Regions from separate parts of the Homo sapiens genome. Here region 2 is linked to region 1. Evidence: chromatin contacts called from ENCODE Hi-C or POLR2A ChIA-PET data. All regions are on one chromosome and are shown on one strand. The core of a region is the stretch at or near the end of the contact, and the rest is flanking DNA. Distances in the headings are between cores, read along the strand shown.

Region 1 (7,282 bases), core at 34-2,533:
TATAGAGACAAGAGGTATCAGATCTCAAGAGTTTAAGGAAAATAAATCACAGGAGAGAAATCTTAAAATTGGGAAAATTATTTCCATTAACTACTTCTTCTTCTGGGACTTGGGTAAAGACTGGAGCTACTTTATTTTAAGAGTAGAACACATCTGTCCAGCCTGCAGAAGATGCCTGGTTTGAACACCTCTGCAGCGAACCTGGCCAATGGAACAGCTGGGACTCCCTTGCAAGCTGCAGACCTGCTTTGTAGGGTAGTTCCAAGCCCTGAAGATAGGTGGGTTTTCTGCCACCAGATGAGGGAATTCTAGAGGCAACCAAACAGACCTTCACAGTAAAAAAGGGCAGAGGTCTACAGGAGCTCTCAGAATGTCTCTGGGAGGGTCAAGAGCATCAGTCCTCACTGATGCCTCCCATGCTCCCAGCAGGCCTCACATTATAGAATTCTCTTCTATTACTACGTCTCACCACAATAATGGTGGATGGGAACTCTGTCCTGAACCCTTACAAAACCCAGGCCCCTGCCTCGGTGAGTTTTTTGTTTATTTCCAGGCCGGAGTGCAGTGGCACGATCTTAGCTCACTGCAACCTCCACCTACCGGGTTCAAGTGATTCTCCTGCCTCAGCCTTCCAAGTAGCTGGGATTACAGGCATGCGTCACCACACCAGGCTAATTTTTGTATTTTTAGTAGAGACGGGGTTTCACCGTGTTGGCCAGGCTGGTCTCGAACTGGCCTCGAGTGATCCGCCTGCCTCGGCCTCCCAAAGTGCTGGGATTACAGGTATGAGCCACTGCGCCTGGACAGGGTGGGGTGTTTCAGCCTCTCATCACGTCACTAGGAAGACTCCAGGAAAAAGGAGGAAAGTGAGAAAAACTTTTGTATGGGCTACATCAGCGATGCTTAGAATCCAGCTCCAGGACCTGGTGTCCCTCCCCCTCATCCCGTCTTGTCCTTCCCTCTCCCTGCTGAGCTCCGCAGCCCTGGGGATTCCACATGTAGCCCTTACCCTTCTTGTACTCCAGTCAGTTCTCATTGGCATTCTCCTGGTTCTCAAAATGCTTTTACCCTATTGGCTAGGGCAAAAAATGACCTGAGAGATCCTGGACACTCTCCTAGCAACTGTGCCAGAGCTGGTGGCCATCGCCTTTTTGCAGAGACAGATGCTCCTGTAACAGGAACAAATCAATTAGCCAGCCTGCTGCTAATGTGCAAATGTCACCTTATTAAGCTAGTGTCTGCCTGGGGAAGCCGCCTCTTTCTCCTGTCCCCACTCTGAAGCTCAGCCCTCTGCTGTTGCTTCAACCTCTGTCTCTTCTGAGGTCAATTGTAAAATGAAACTGCTGCCATCTGAACATCTATGAAAGCCACAGGCTCTACCCAGATGCCTTGGCTGAGAGGAGGGGCAGTTTAATTTCCCTTCCTTCTCTGAAGAGTCTTGACGTGCAAGGACCAGCTCTCCCTTTATCACCATTTCCAGAAAAACACAAACAAGGCAAAACAAAATAAAAACAAAACTTTGCACCTATTTTTGGTGCCAAAACCTTAAATTAGATTAAGATCACATCAATTTCTTCCATAAGCTTTGTAGCTTAGGAAGTGCATGCTCACACTTTATTTTATTTAACCCTCATAATAAATCTATTGGAGGAAAGGACAATTATCTCCATATTACAGATGAGAAAACTGAGGCCCAGAGAGGTTGGCTGACTTGCTCAAGGATATTAAGCCAGTAAATTGCAAAGCCAGGGCTGGAAGAAGGGCAAGAAGGGCCAGAAAAGCTGATTCAAAGCGCAGGAACTCTGGAGGCACCTCCTGGCAGCTGGAGCAGGGTGTGCGGAGTGCCCTCCCTCCATGAGCTAAAGGAGGACTGGCTTCCATGAAGCACCAGCATTGCTCTGTCACCCCCACCCAACCTGGTCACCTTTCACTATGACCACTTTCCATCCTGTCTCACTTTCAGAAACGAGGTCTGAGCAGTGCAGCTGGACCTACTATAGTCATAGTTTCCACTGGCTTTGACTTCATCAAGCGAAAACCAACACCCCTTTGAAATCTGTAGCCCCATCCCTAAAAATCAGCCTTTCAGCTTGAATCAAAAGGCAAAAGGCAATGGAGATCCAACTGGAAACAGAGCTCCCTTCCTCCCTTCCAGGCAATGCTGCTGTGTAGAAGGTCACTTCAGAAATTCTGTCTACACTATGAGGACATAAATATTAGGGAGAATCTCCTCTGCCTCACATGAACCTGGGTCCTTCAGTGAGTCCCCCCACCACATCCCCTCAATCCTTTGATTCTTCCCAGTATTGTGACCTTTCCGTCCTTCCTCTGAAGTTGTAGGAGTTGATTCTTCCCAAAATAACCTGAGTAATGGCTTGCAGGAAAGTTACAATTAGCTTTTCACAGGGAAGAAAGTTTAGAGAGTTTTTTTTTTTTTAAAGGAAAAGAGGTAGAAGGAAAAAAAAAAAGCAAATGAAAAATCTTGTGGTCTTCTAAGTCAATTTAGAAAACACTGAGTTATTTCCGTAGAGCTATTCTGACAGGAGATACATTGATTTTTGGCCTCTCTTCATTGTTTTTATTGCTGATTACATCCTCTTTTTCTAGATTGTCCCAGGTGGCCACAGGTGAATGAATTGTGTTTACTTACAGACCACTGATTTCTGTGTTGACACACATTGATTTCAGCTCAGAGTAAGAAAGATCATCCTAATAGAGCTATCTAAAGTTGGAATAGTTGCTTGGGTGGTGGGGGAAAGAGGGTGGTAATGAAATAGTGAAATCCCTGTCAACGGAGGTGTTCAAAGACTGAATGACTGTGGAGGGAATGTGATCGAGCTGACTCCAGCAGGACTGGGAAGATAGCTCGGGGGATCTTTAATGTTCTCACCTCATGTTCAGCATTAACACCTGAGATGACTGTTTAATATTATGTAGATACTACGTGCCAGTGAGGACAGTGTTTCCCAAAGTGTGACTTGTTAGATGTTTCCCACAGGGTGGTATGCTTGATGATTTTCTTTGGTAAGGAATTTACTGTTAAAATAGTAAAAATACAATTAGTACAACAAATCACAATTTCATGGATATCATTGCCTGGGATGAAGCTAACAAAACCCATGCCATAGTAATGGACATTTAAACTGTAAAAATTACAGGTGAGGCCCTAAGTGGTAACCTTGAACATTTAAGACCTTCATTGCTAAATTTTAGCCTTAAATGTTTTGAAGGATGAATAGTACAGGTGACCCAGATAAATAATAGGGAATCTGATCTACTGTAGTTCTATGCTATATCTCAGTGTTCCCCCCCACCAGGGGTACATCGTGAAGCAGATTTGAATTTGCTTCACAAAACTCAGGTTATAAAAATCTAGCATTCATTATTTCCAGGATCTTGCTAGATTTCTGAGTTTCCAGCCACTTTAGTGGAAAACAACTTGATCTTTTTAAATTTATGTTTTACCTTATTTCTAGCCAGAGGTTTTCTAGTTAACTGATGATTTATCATTCTTTTGATTATATATATCATTCCTTTGATGTATATACAGTCAGCTGCCTGCTACCCCTCCTTTCCTGAAGTTTATGTGGCCTGACGTTGGGGTGGGGCATCTGGGCTGCAGACCCTCTGGGGAGGCTGCAGACTGGCCGTGGCTGCAGGGAAGAGGGCCCTCCTTGTCTGTGGGCATTGACACCTCTCCCCCACCACATCAGCTGCTGAAGCATCCCCATGCCCTACCAAGCCTCTTGTCTCCTGATACATGAACCCTGTCTCCTCCTTGCCCAAGCCTCGAGACCCCTTTAGGACCATTGGCAAGGTCCCCGTGCCCCTCTTTGGCTCAAGGTCGTGTGCTGAAGACAGGAAATCTTCAGAGAGCCTCCTGCACCACTCAGGAGACACAGGAGCTTTAGGGATAGGGAGTGGCCATCACGGGCTCTCTCTCTCTGCCTCTCCCCAGTCCTGATGGCCTGTGTTTTCCCTTGGGGTACATTGAGCTCCTATTGATCAGGCACTTTGCAAAGCTGTCTCTGTCCAGGGTTTGAGAGGGTCACGCTTTGCTGTATTATGGCTGCAATGGCTTCCAACTGGTCTCCCTGCCTCTTCCCCTGCTCTCCCACGGTCTGTCCTCACCAGCAGCTACACAGGAGTGTCATGCCTGCTTAAAACCCTCCAAAGGCTTCCCACTTACCTCAGAGCAAAAGGCAAAGGCCCTCTGTGATCTGCCCCCCAACATTACATCGCCGATATCATCTGCTGCTACTCCTGTTCTAGCCACACTGGCCTCCTTGCTGCTCCTAGCAAGGAACATTCTAGGCATGCTCCCTCATTAGGCCTTTGTGCAGCTTTTTCTGTCTTCCCTATATCAGAATTGCCACTTCCTCACTTATTTCGAATATGCTGAAATGTCACCTTCTTGGTGAGGCCTACTCTGACCACACTGTTTCAGTTGCAGTCCACCCTAACTCCCATCCTTCCTGCCTTGCTGACCCTGACATGATGCACAGTTCTTAGCTTAAACACCCTGTCCTCCAGGCAGCCTCCCCAACTCCCCAAGACCCTCTATAGCCTCCCAGAGAACCTTATTTGTTTTTTCCACTTGAGCACAAATCAAGGTTCATGTTAGAATCTGTTTATTTTTCTGTTTTAAGCTCTGGTGGCTGGCACAATGTTGGGCAAGTAATAGGTGCTTATTGTCAATGTATTGAATAAGTAAATGGTTGAATGAATGAGTGAATGACTCAGTTCACTTTAAAAAAAGCTTGAAGATTGTTGAGGAGATTGGCTAGTAAGGCTTGTAAAACCTCCAGTATGGTGCTTGGCTCAAAAAAAGGAAGTTTATATTTATAATTCCTATGATAAAGGAGGGCTTCTTGTCACAGAGCTTCTGTATTGTCTGTGATTCAACTAGTTTCAGTGAAAACTGCACGGATTTTTATGTAGGAAACATCAGGCTAAAATGCTTGAAAGATGTGTGGCAGGAGGAAGTGGCAGCCCTGCACTTTGAAGCATTGGATCTTTCTTATGCCTGCTAGCAGAGGCCCCTCTTCTTGACTCCTCTTGGAATTACTGCCTGGCTGTTAAGTGGCCCAGCTCCCTAGAATACCGACACCTTAAATACCGCCTATTTATGTCAGCGATTTTCATCTCCAATGAAGAGCCTGGCCCTGGGGCACTTGTGTTTGGTCTGAGAAGAAGTAGAAGAAATGTAGGATGGCCACTTTGGAGCTTGTGTGTGATGATTGATGGCCCAGACATTCTCTCACTCCCGTTTTGTATCATTACATATTTTCAAAGAAGGTGATCTGCTAACACAACTAAAGGTATACTAATTTTTATAACCAGATGAGATATTTCTTATATATAAATTTGCGAATCAGAAAAAATATTCTTTTCAGACCAGTTATCTTCCTTTTTGGATTGAAGAGTAGTGTTGCCATAATCATGGGGGATTTTGTAGAATATTATGGTGAAGACAGGAATTTGGCAACAGTTAGAGGGTGGTGTGAAGACCCTGGCAGCTGGGGGACAGAGGTATAAGTGGTGAGAGAGAGCCCAGGGGCCAGGGAAAGAGGTGGGAAGGGTCCCAAGACTCATTTTTCCCATTCCTCCTAGTTTCCTCCCAGAGCAGAGCCATCACTTCATTCCCATCAGGCAATCACAAGATCACAAAGGATGATCCACCTCTTCTTTCCATTACCTCTTGGGGCAGTCTGAGAGCTTGCTCTGTGATGATGCTGCTTGGAGAGGCCCAGGACTGCTGTGCCAAGCCAGAGCGTACTCCGTCCCCATGCAGTACTGTCCTTAGTTAGAAAGTGCTGCTGACAACAGCTCTGCTTCCTCTACATGGACCTGCATAAAGACAAGGAGCCAGGCCTGGGGGAGGGGTCAGGTGGAACCTGGCACAAACATGTATGAACTTATTACCCCCCTGCACACACATGTACATATGTACATGCCATCACTGAAACACACAGTCTTATACCCAAGGGACAGGACTATTTGAGGGCCCATCTACTTTCAAAGTACAACCTATACTATCCTTACTTCAACTTCCAGAGAGACATTAGGTAAGGAATCAGATTTTGAATTCTAGGTACAGTGTTACTAGCTATGTGACCTTGGGTAACTTTCTGTGCCCTGTTTTCTTATTTACTTAATGGGAAAGATAAAAGTACTTACCCAATAGGTTGGTTAATAAACATGAATTTCAGGTCTTGAGTTCAAGAAATGGAACTAATACCATTATTAGAGCCAGCATGGTGCAGTAGATGGTGGCATGGCATTTGGAGTCAGTCAGATCTGGATAAGAGGCTCTTCCGTTTAATGACTGTGTGATCCTAACCTCGGGAAAATTATTTAATCCTTTTAAGTCTCAGTTTCCTCATTTGTAAAATTGAGTTCACAGTAATAGTTATTTCATAAGATTTTTTTCGAGAATTAAGTAAAAATGTAAAGGATTTGTTGCATAAAAGCCCCTTATAGTATCTAGTATAAAATTAAGAACCCAATAAATATTAACCATTATTTTTATTGATGATGGTGGTGGAGGTGGTGTCTAGTATGACCCCTCATCCTCATTCTACCCTACTGAATTGCAGAAAGGCCTTTTACATATAACCCAATTGCACTGTTCACTTCCCCACCTCAAACTTACTGCTTGCCCAATTGAACTTAACTTTATTCAGTTTAGATTGGGTCATTTTTCCATTATTCTGAGGATTGTTAGAATACTGACCAAGAATTTTATGCAAAAGTGAAGTCTCAGTGTCCATTTATAGAGGATGAACTACAACCAAAAAACATAGAGAGGGATAAGAAGACTCCCTCCTGCTGTGATCAGAACAATTAAATGGCTTTGTAGAATGTGGAGTATTTAAAATCTTATAATTTTGCAGGTGAATATGGGAACTCCCTCAACTAATGTGCTTTGGGGTGTAAGTAACAGAAAACCTGACTCAAATGGGCTTTGGCCAGTAGGAGCTGTATTGGCTCATATTGCTGGTGGTCTAAGGTGGGGTGGCTTCCGGGTTGATTGAATCTGGGGCTCCCTCTCCATTTCCTGTGATTTTCTTGGCCCTGCTCTCCTCCATGTGGCAGGCTTATCCTCAGCTGGCAGTGATGTGGTGGCAGCGGTTTCACAGTTTGCATCTGTGCAGCACACTGTCCAGAGGCAGAGAGGGGCCACTTCTTTTTCTAGCCTTCCCTTAAAAGCTGGGAGATTTTCCCTCCAAAACCCTAGTAAATGTTACCTTATACTTCATTGGCTTTAAATGAGTCACAT
Region 2 (7,348 bases), core at 3,124-5,623, 85 kb after region 1:
TGTGTGTGGGGCTGCACTTTCCAACTACTGTGAGATGGGCTGGCTGCATTGTGGTGAAATTTAGTACCTCAACAAAGTCCCATAGGGGAGTAGAGGGCTGTTGACAAGAGGTCAGAGCCTAGGAATATCTAAGCTCTGAGGCATGGTGCATGGGGTGCTGGGCTGCCAAGCACTCGTGCTCAGTGACCAGTAGATGGTGCTCTGACAACAGGAAAATACAGTTACTGTCCCTCTGAGACTGGAAAGGGATTTTCAGATGGTCTTCAGACTGGTTTCCAATCAGAGTTATGACTAATTGCTAATTTTCCACATTTCCATTTGTGGATCCTTAATAGGACAGTGGAACTCGGGGCACTGGAAGGAGAATGCCCACCAAATTCCCATATGAAGAAATTCCCATATGAAGTCATGCAATACCGCATGACTACAGTATTCTGGTCATGAACTTTTTCTGAGGATCCTCCTGGATATTGAGGGCATGGTGCCAGGAACACTTGGCCTCTGATCAAATTCAATTTGAGGATGGTAAGCATAGCATTTCCATAGGCTTAGTGTCATTGTATAGTTTCTTCTCTTGATAAACAATTTAGAATTACCCTATTGCTGTCCTGAAGGGCAGCATGGGTTTTAGAAAGAGCCGCAGATTGGAAGTCAGATGTGTTAGAAGTCCACACTCTGCCGCTTATCAGATGTGGGCAAACGGCTTAACGTTGCTGAAACTCTGCTGCTTTGTCTGTCAAGGGTCGTGATACATGTGTTACCAGGCTCACCTCAGAAGTTTGGAGTCAGGCTCAGCTGTGGGGCTTATGTAAACTGAAAACTATTAAACACATGTATTATTCAACCATTAAAATTGTAGCCACTGGCGGGGCGCAATGGCTCATGCTAGCACTTTGGGAGGCTGAGGCAGGTGGATTGCTTGAGCCTAGGAGTTGCCAGCTAGGACAACATAGTGAGACCGTCGTCTCTATAAAAAAAAATAAAAACAACAACTGTAGCTGCCTTGGGGGCTGGTAGAATGGGGGATTAGAGAGTATGAAACCAGTATAGAAATTCATAGATCTCAAAGCTCTCAAGAGCTATGACAGCCAGGTGGGGGTGGAAGATGAGAGTCTGTCTTCCTGCTAGCACTGCTGCCCTTAGGCCAAGTCTCTTCACAAAGCCATTTATGCCATTATGTTTGCCCCTTTCCTTTTTGGCTGCACCCTCCAAGAATTATCCCTTTTAACTCACATAGGTGCTGAAACTCCCTAAGGTATTCCACATTAATTCCCAACCTATGCATTTATGATTCCTGTCTCCTTGGAAGGCAAGAAGGCAGATATCAACTCCAGTGTGTCGTCGCATTTGCACATGTAGTATCCCATCTTGAGTATTCTAGGTCTCTGAAGAATTACAACAGCCAAAGAGAATACAGGACGTGGAATACTGGATCTCTGCTGACATCTGATAACACTGAAGAGACAAGTCGGGGATCTCTGATGTTCCAAGAACTAAGTCTGGGAAGTAAAAGGCTAGTGAGCCCTGCTTATTCTGGGCATTGAGAAGGTATGCCGCCAGCCTGCTGAGGCAGAACCACAAAGGAAAGGGGTGAGGTGACAGCATGAGAGTGAAGTTCATGAAGCTTTCTGGCCTGCAAGGTTATACAATCTAGTATAATCTAGTGTAAAAAGCTACATGATTTATGTCATCACCCATCTTGTTCATTATAGTATCCTCAGTGCCTAAAACAGTGCCTGGCACCTGGAAGGGACTCAAAGATACTTCTCTAATGATTTGAATGAATTTTGTGCTATGGATTATGGTACTGTCTGAAAGGAGCGACATACACTTAATAATTTCTGAAAGCCCTTTTTCTAACCCTATGTAGTTTACAGGGATACCGAGATAGCCACTTGGGACTAGTTCTAAGTGACTGGCTGATGGGACTTCATGGTTCACAGCACCACCCTCCCTCCGTTTCACGACTGACTAGGTATTCAGACAGAAGAGGACCCTCTGATTAAAGCAGGAGGAAGGACAGAGTAAGGCAGTAATGTGAAATCAAAGTAACAATTACAGCTGACTCACCTTGAATAGTAATTTCACCTGAAATGGGCTCCCCTGAATCCAAAGGTCAAATGCCTTCCCCAAGGGCAGCAGGCTGGACATGTTGAGACCATTCCTTTGGATTTCCAGTAGAGAATTTTCCTACACACACACACACACACACACACACACACACACACTCTCACATACATTCTCACACAACAGACACATGTCAGTGCTCACAGGGCCTTGCCCACAGACAGACACATACCCGTAGAAACACACATGCCATGCACTCAGACATCACCTCACTTCTCAACAGTTAATCTCACTTCACAGGCGTGAAGCCATACTCACCCATGGTTTCCAACCTCTGGGCTTTGGTCAGTGTCTGTTTCCTTCCTCAGCCCCTCCTTTCCTTCTTCCCTTCCATTGTTCGGGTTGGAAGGATTTGGAGAGGCCTATGTGTTGAGCCAAGGCAGGAAAACACAGAAGACGGTGTGCCCCAGCTAGTGTGGACATGGGAGGGGACAGCTGGTCCCTGCCCTCAGTTCAAACCACCAGTCACCTGTGGGGAAGGGCTTGGCGGCTAAACAGGAGCTCTTTCCCTGGGGCTTGGAGTCCACCTTTCCCACCTCTGCAGCTCAGATACCAATTCTATTTTTTTTTTTTTCTACATTAATGGGTTGGGTTTGAGAAAGTCCGTGGAGCTTATTTGGGAGTAAAGGATGGGGGGCGGGAGGATCCTTCTGATTGTTCGCATTTCGAGAAGGGTAGTTTTAGCCCATAACTCACCATGGAGGGCCCTTCCAGGAGACGTCGGGCAGGGCTTTCCTACAGCGGAACCGGGAGGCCGCCCCGTGAGGGCAGAAGCTCCCGCCAGGAGCCAGCACCACCAGCAGAGTGTGGAACCCCCAGAGGTCCTAGCCTCCTCCACGGGGCCTCCCAGGTGCTAAGTGGGGAGATGGGGAGAGGGTTCTGCCCTCTACTTGGAAATGCCTGGCCGTGTTCGTGGAGCCTGGGAGGTGCGGAGGAGCGGCGACGCGGCCATGGCGCTAGGCGCGCAAAGGCCCCGACACCTTACTAGGGCGGCGGCGGGCCCGTGGCACCGCTCCCGGCACCGAACAGGGCACAGCACTGGGGACACCTCTCTGCAGGGACCCAAGACGCGCGTGCGTGTGCGCCCCACGCCAGGCCCTCGCTCTCTTGCGGAGACTCCGCCGCATCGCTGGCTGCACCTGCCTCTCTCTTCTCGGCATTACTTGGGGGAAAGGGGACTCTTCACTGGACCTTTGCAGAGGTGGCTGCTACCCTTTGGCCACATAAATCAAGAAGGCAAGCCAGCCTCACCTTCCAGGAACCTCCAGCCTTCCGGCTGCGTCCCCGCCCCTCCCGCCTGGCCAGCTCCTCCCCCGCTTCTCCCAGCGCTCTTGCGCGCCTCGCTGCGCCTCTGCGCGCCGCTCGCTGTCCTCTGCCTCGCCTCCCCATTCTCCTTCCGCATCTTCTCCAGTGCTCCGCCGAGGGCGCTGCCTGCGGGGAAGAGGGAGACTGAGCCGTTAGTGAGGAAGTTCGGTCTGTGGACAAGTGTGGTGCCAGGCCGCCGCGAGGCTCGGCTGCAACCTGTTCCTCGCCCGCCGGTGCTCGCCGCCCGCCCGCTCGCACTCCCGCCCTCTCGGCGGCGCAGCCGCGGATCGCTGTTGCATGCTGATCCGGGGAGGCGGCGGTGGCGAGCGCTCCGGGCGGATGCTGGCACTCAGGCTTCGCTGCTCTCTGGATGCTGCTCAACTTCTAGCCCAAGCGCAGGAGCTTTGAAGTCATTTGTCCCTTTTCGCTTGGATCGACTTCTTATTTTGAGATTTTGGGCATTGCGGTTTACGCAGGAACCTCAATATCGCTCTCCCCACCTCCCTCCCTCTTTCTCCAACCTTTGGATGCGTCTCTGCTGGCAGATATAAAGACCCAAGTCTTCGCGGTGGAATTTCTTAGATGGACTTGCAGGGGCTGGCGTTATAAAGCATGTCATCGTAACCCCGTCCTCGTCTTTGTTTATTTTTTTTTAAAGTTCTTTTGTTTTCATTTTCCCCTCCTTCCCACCCCTTCCCCCAACCAATAAATCACCAAACTGTTACCTAGCGGGCCGGTGCCTGCCTCTCTCCCTGAACTAGGTGGTGCGTCTGCCAGAAGAGGAGCTATGTTTGAAGAGCAGCCTACTCCACCCCTCTCCTCTCTGGTCCCTGAACACCACCACACACTGGCATTTTGAAAAAAATATTTTCCTCCAGAAACTGGGCACCCCCAAGCCCTACCACCCGCTTTTTTTTTCTTTTTTCTTTTTTTTTTTTTTCCTTCTTGAGGAATGGAGCTTCGCAGAGGTTGCATTTAGATTCAACAGTTCACAGCGGCGGGCTGCTGCTGCTGCCTCTCCGAAGAGCTCGCGGAGCTCCCCAGAGGCGGTGGTCCCCGTGCTTGTCTGGATGCGGCTCTGAGTCTCCGTGTGTCTTTCTGCTTGTTGCTGTGTGCGGGTGTTCGGCCGCGATCACCTTTGTGTGTCTTCTGTCTGTTTAAACCTCAGGATGGCTCGCTTCGGGGAGGCGGTGGTCGCCAGGCCAGGGTCCGGCGATGGAGACTCGGACCAGAGCAGGAACCGGCAAGGAACCCCCGTGCCGGCCTCGGGGCAGGCGGCCGCCTACAAGCAGACGAAAGCACAGAGGGCGCGGACTATGGCTTTGTACAACCCCATTCCCGTCCGGCAGAACTGTTTCACCGTCAACAGATCCCTGTTCATCTTCGGAGAAGATAACATTGTCAGGAAATATGCCAAGAAGCTCATCGATTGGCCATATCCTTTCTTGCCCACCATAACTCCCTCTCCCCCTTTGCATTTCTTCGGGTGAAGGGGGGTACCTAGCATGGAATGTATCCCCCACCCCTTCCTGGTGCCAATTTGCCCCTTTGCTGAAGCACACTCTTCGGTGCATCTAAGGGGCAAGCTTGGTGCCGTGGAGACCCGTTTGGGCACTAGTGTTTTTCAAGGTAAGACTTTTGGTTTTTTATTTTTCCTATGTGGAAATCTTTAGTGTCCCTGGGTGCATCCCTTTCTGGGCTGGGCTTTGTCTGATTCCCAGCCCCCTCCCCACCCCTACTCCCTTCACATGCCGCCCTCTACATAGATTGGGTTGCCCCAATGCTTCCTTTCATAATTAATTCTCATTTTCCTTTCTTTAAGCCAGCCACTCTGCCCGTATCCCCACCAACCAGGAGACACCGCACTGTCTTCCTGTAGGGAAGTCAAGGCTCCATGAGGGGATTTATCAGTTCAGAAGTTCCCAGGGCCAAAACCCTGTGTACAGATAGACAAATGAATAAATAAAACAGGCTTTTGGGTGGGGACTCAGCTAACTCTAGGGACTTAAGTTTAAGTTCCACTGAAAGTGGCATGAGTGAGTGTCTGTCAGGGGAGGTGATCTCTGTTGCCACAGCCCAAGGAGCTCAAACTTGGAGTTCTCCTCTCAGCCAAGAAAGAGCAGCTCATCAGGCCCATCCTGTCCTTGGTCCTTGGTTGGGTACTCTTGCTTCTTAGTGCTTGACCCAGCTGATTGCTCTCCCAGTATCCAGGATCCAGGTGGATCGGCTGGGCCTGAATTCATCCGCTGAGGCCAGAGGTGTGCATGCAGTCTCTCTCTCCCTAGCTCCAAAGGAACTGCTCTCCCCAAAGCACTGGTGGGGGCCATCTCTGATGGTGGTGGTGTCAGGGTGAACAGGCATGGAAGGAGCTTCTTTGCAGGTTTAATCAAGTGCACCAAATGCAGACTGCTGATTAGGCAGCTCACTGCCTTGTTCTTCACTAAGGATTGGACGCCTGGCAAGGCCATTGGGAATTGGGGGTGGTGAGGCAGTGAAGGGGATTAGTAGGAGGCAAGCTAGTGGTCTGGCGTTAAATATGGGGATGGGGTTGGAGACATGGGACTTTGGGAGGGAGATTTGGGAGGGATGCATCTGCAATGGAGGCCCCTTCTTTTCTCCCCTATTCTCCCTCTTTCCCACCCCCACCGTCCAGGTGTGCAGCAGTGAGGCAGCTGGAGCTGCCTTGGGTCTCTAGTATTAGCCAGACACGCGGCTCATTTCCCCCAGGGCCTGGGCATCTCCCTACTCCCCCAACCCCAGTCTCTGGCCTTCCCCTTCTTCTCTAGTTCCCTGCCTCAGCAGCTCGGTGATTGGCTGGCGCGTGGTGCTTCTAGGCAGCACCCCCTCATTAGAAACGAAGGAGCATCTCTAAGCAGATATTCTTCCTGCTGCTGTTCGCATCCTCCCACAGCAACCCCGGCTGGGCTTCTCCCTCTCTCCTCTCTGCATCCCGCTCCCCTGCTCCACTCTCACAGAGTGATCCCAGGCCATCCATTGCCTGAGTTGAACGTATCTAGCTAGGGTGGAGGTTTCGGGCGGGGGAGGGGTCGGGTCCCTGCAGTCACGCCTGCCGGTGCGCTGCACAAAGCGGACAGATCTCATTGTGTTGTGTGCTGCGGCTGCAAATATTCCTCTAGGCAGTCTACGGATTTCCCAGCTGGGCCCTCCTTTCTCACTCGGCTTCTACGGTTCTCTAAATCTTCCCATCCACCAGGTGCTGCCTTGCTGTGCCCCTCTCTTAGGGGCGTGTTTATTCAGACAGGCGCCCTCCCGTTTCTTTGCGGTAGACAAAGCCGCCCAACCGCCCCGCGGGTGGCAAAGTGTGCCAGCAGCCATCGTTGGCACCTCGGACAGCGCCGCTGAAACTCCCGGCGGCCCGGGGCTCCCCAGTTACCCGGGTTCAGCACCTCGGGTACTTCTGGCCGGGCCCAGCCTTGGAGCTGAGAAACCAGGCACGTTTCCTACACCACGTGGTCACCTTTTTTCACGTTTTCTCTTCCGCTGCAAAGACACCGCCTTTCCACCAGGCGTTGCGAGCGCGCAAGGTGCGGCTGTGAGTCTTACTCCTCCCTTTCCTTGTCTTTGGCCAAAAATGGACCAAAGAGAGTCAAACGGGAGACTCTCGAGGGAGTTGATTTCAGCATCATGCTCAGTGCCTTGGCCCCGAGCCCTGTCCCAATGGTCTCTTTTGTCTGCATAGTTGGAAATTTCACAGTGGTTCTACAGCATGTAGGCTGTGGTAACAGTGTTCAGGGAACATCTGCTAAGGTGTTTAGTGGAGCCCTGTTGGAAAATATAAAATACACCATGTACAATGTAATTGACTAATATATTCCCTCTGGTGGTGACCACGTGGAAACATTGGGCTTCCGTGGGAAACGCACCTAAATTCCTAGTCTCACCTTCCTTTCCTTTC

The links. Hi-C counts contacts between places; a loop is a spot of excess contacts on that map. ChIA-PET counts read pairs that join two places held with the same protein, here RNA polymerase II (POLR2A). Pooled maps may share reads with other maps.
Region 2: a loop to region 1 is called in a pooled map, with 6 times the contacts of the local background. The contact joins the promoter of CACNA1E here to the enhancer-like site in region 1. A Hi-C loop is called at or near these places in 2 of 168 maps with a recorded cell type or tissue (astrocyte of the cerebellum and endothelial cell of hepatic sinusoid) and 3 of 50 pooled maps. POLR2A ChIA-PET finds 5 or more read pairs at or near these places in 1 of 52 experiments (GM12878).

The regions. Positions count from the first base shown.
Region 1 is chr1:181,396,793-181,404,074 of GRCh38, forward strand. It overlaps a transcript of CACNA1E not described here. Among named protein-coding and RNA genes, the nearest start is that of CACNA1E, 83 kb to the right of the region's middle. RefSeq lists an enhancer at 1,721-1,830. Within about 2 kb of position 1,284, at least 2 of the 41 ENCODE cell types and tissues checked have a DNase peak (open chromatin) inside an H3K27ac peak, as active enhancers do.
Region 2 is chr1:181,479,144-181,486,491 of GRCh38, forward strand. CACNA1E (calcium voltage-gated channel subunit alpha1 E) reads left to right here and starts at 4,374. Exons shown (of 48, transcript NM_001205293.3): 1 at 4,374-4,867. The coding sequence starts at 4,602. RefSeq lists enhancers at 2,565-3,097, 3,149-3,278, 4,081-4,605, 4,606-5,129, 6,092-6,221 and silencers at 3,429-3,558, 3,599-3,728.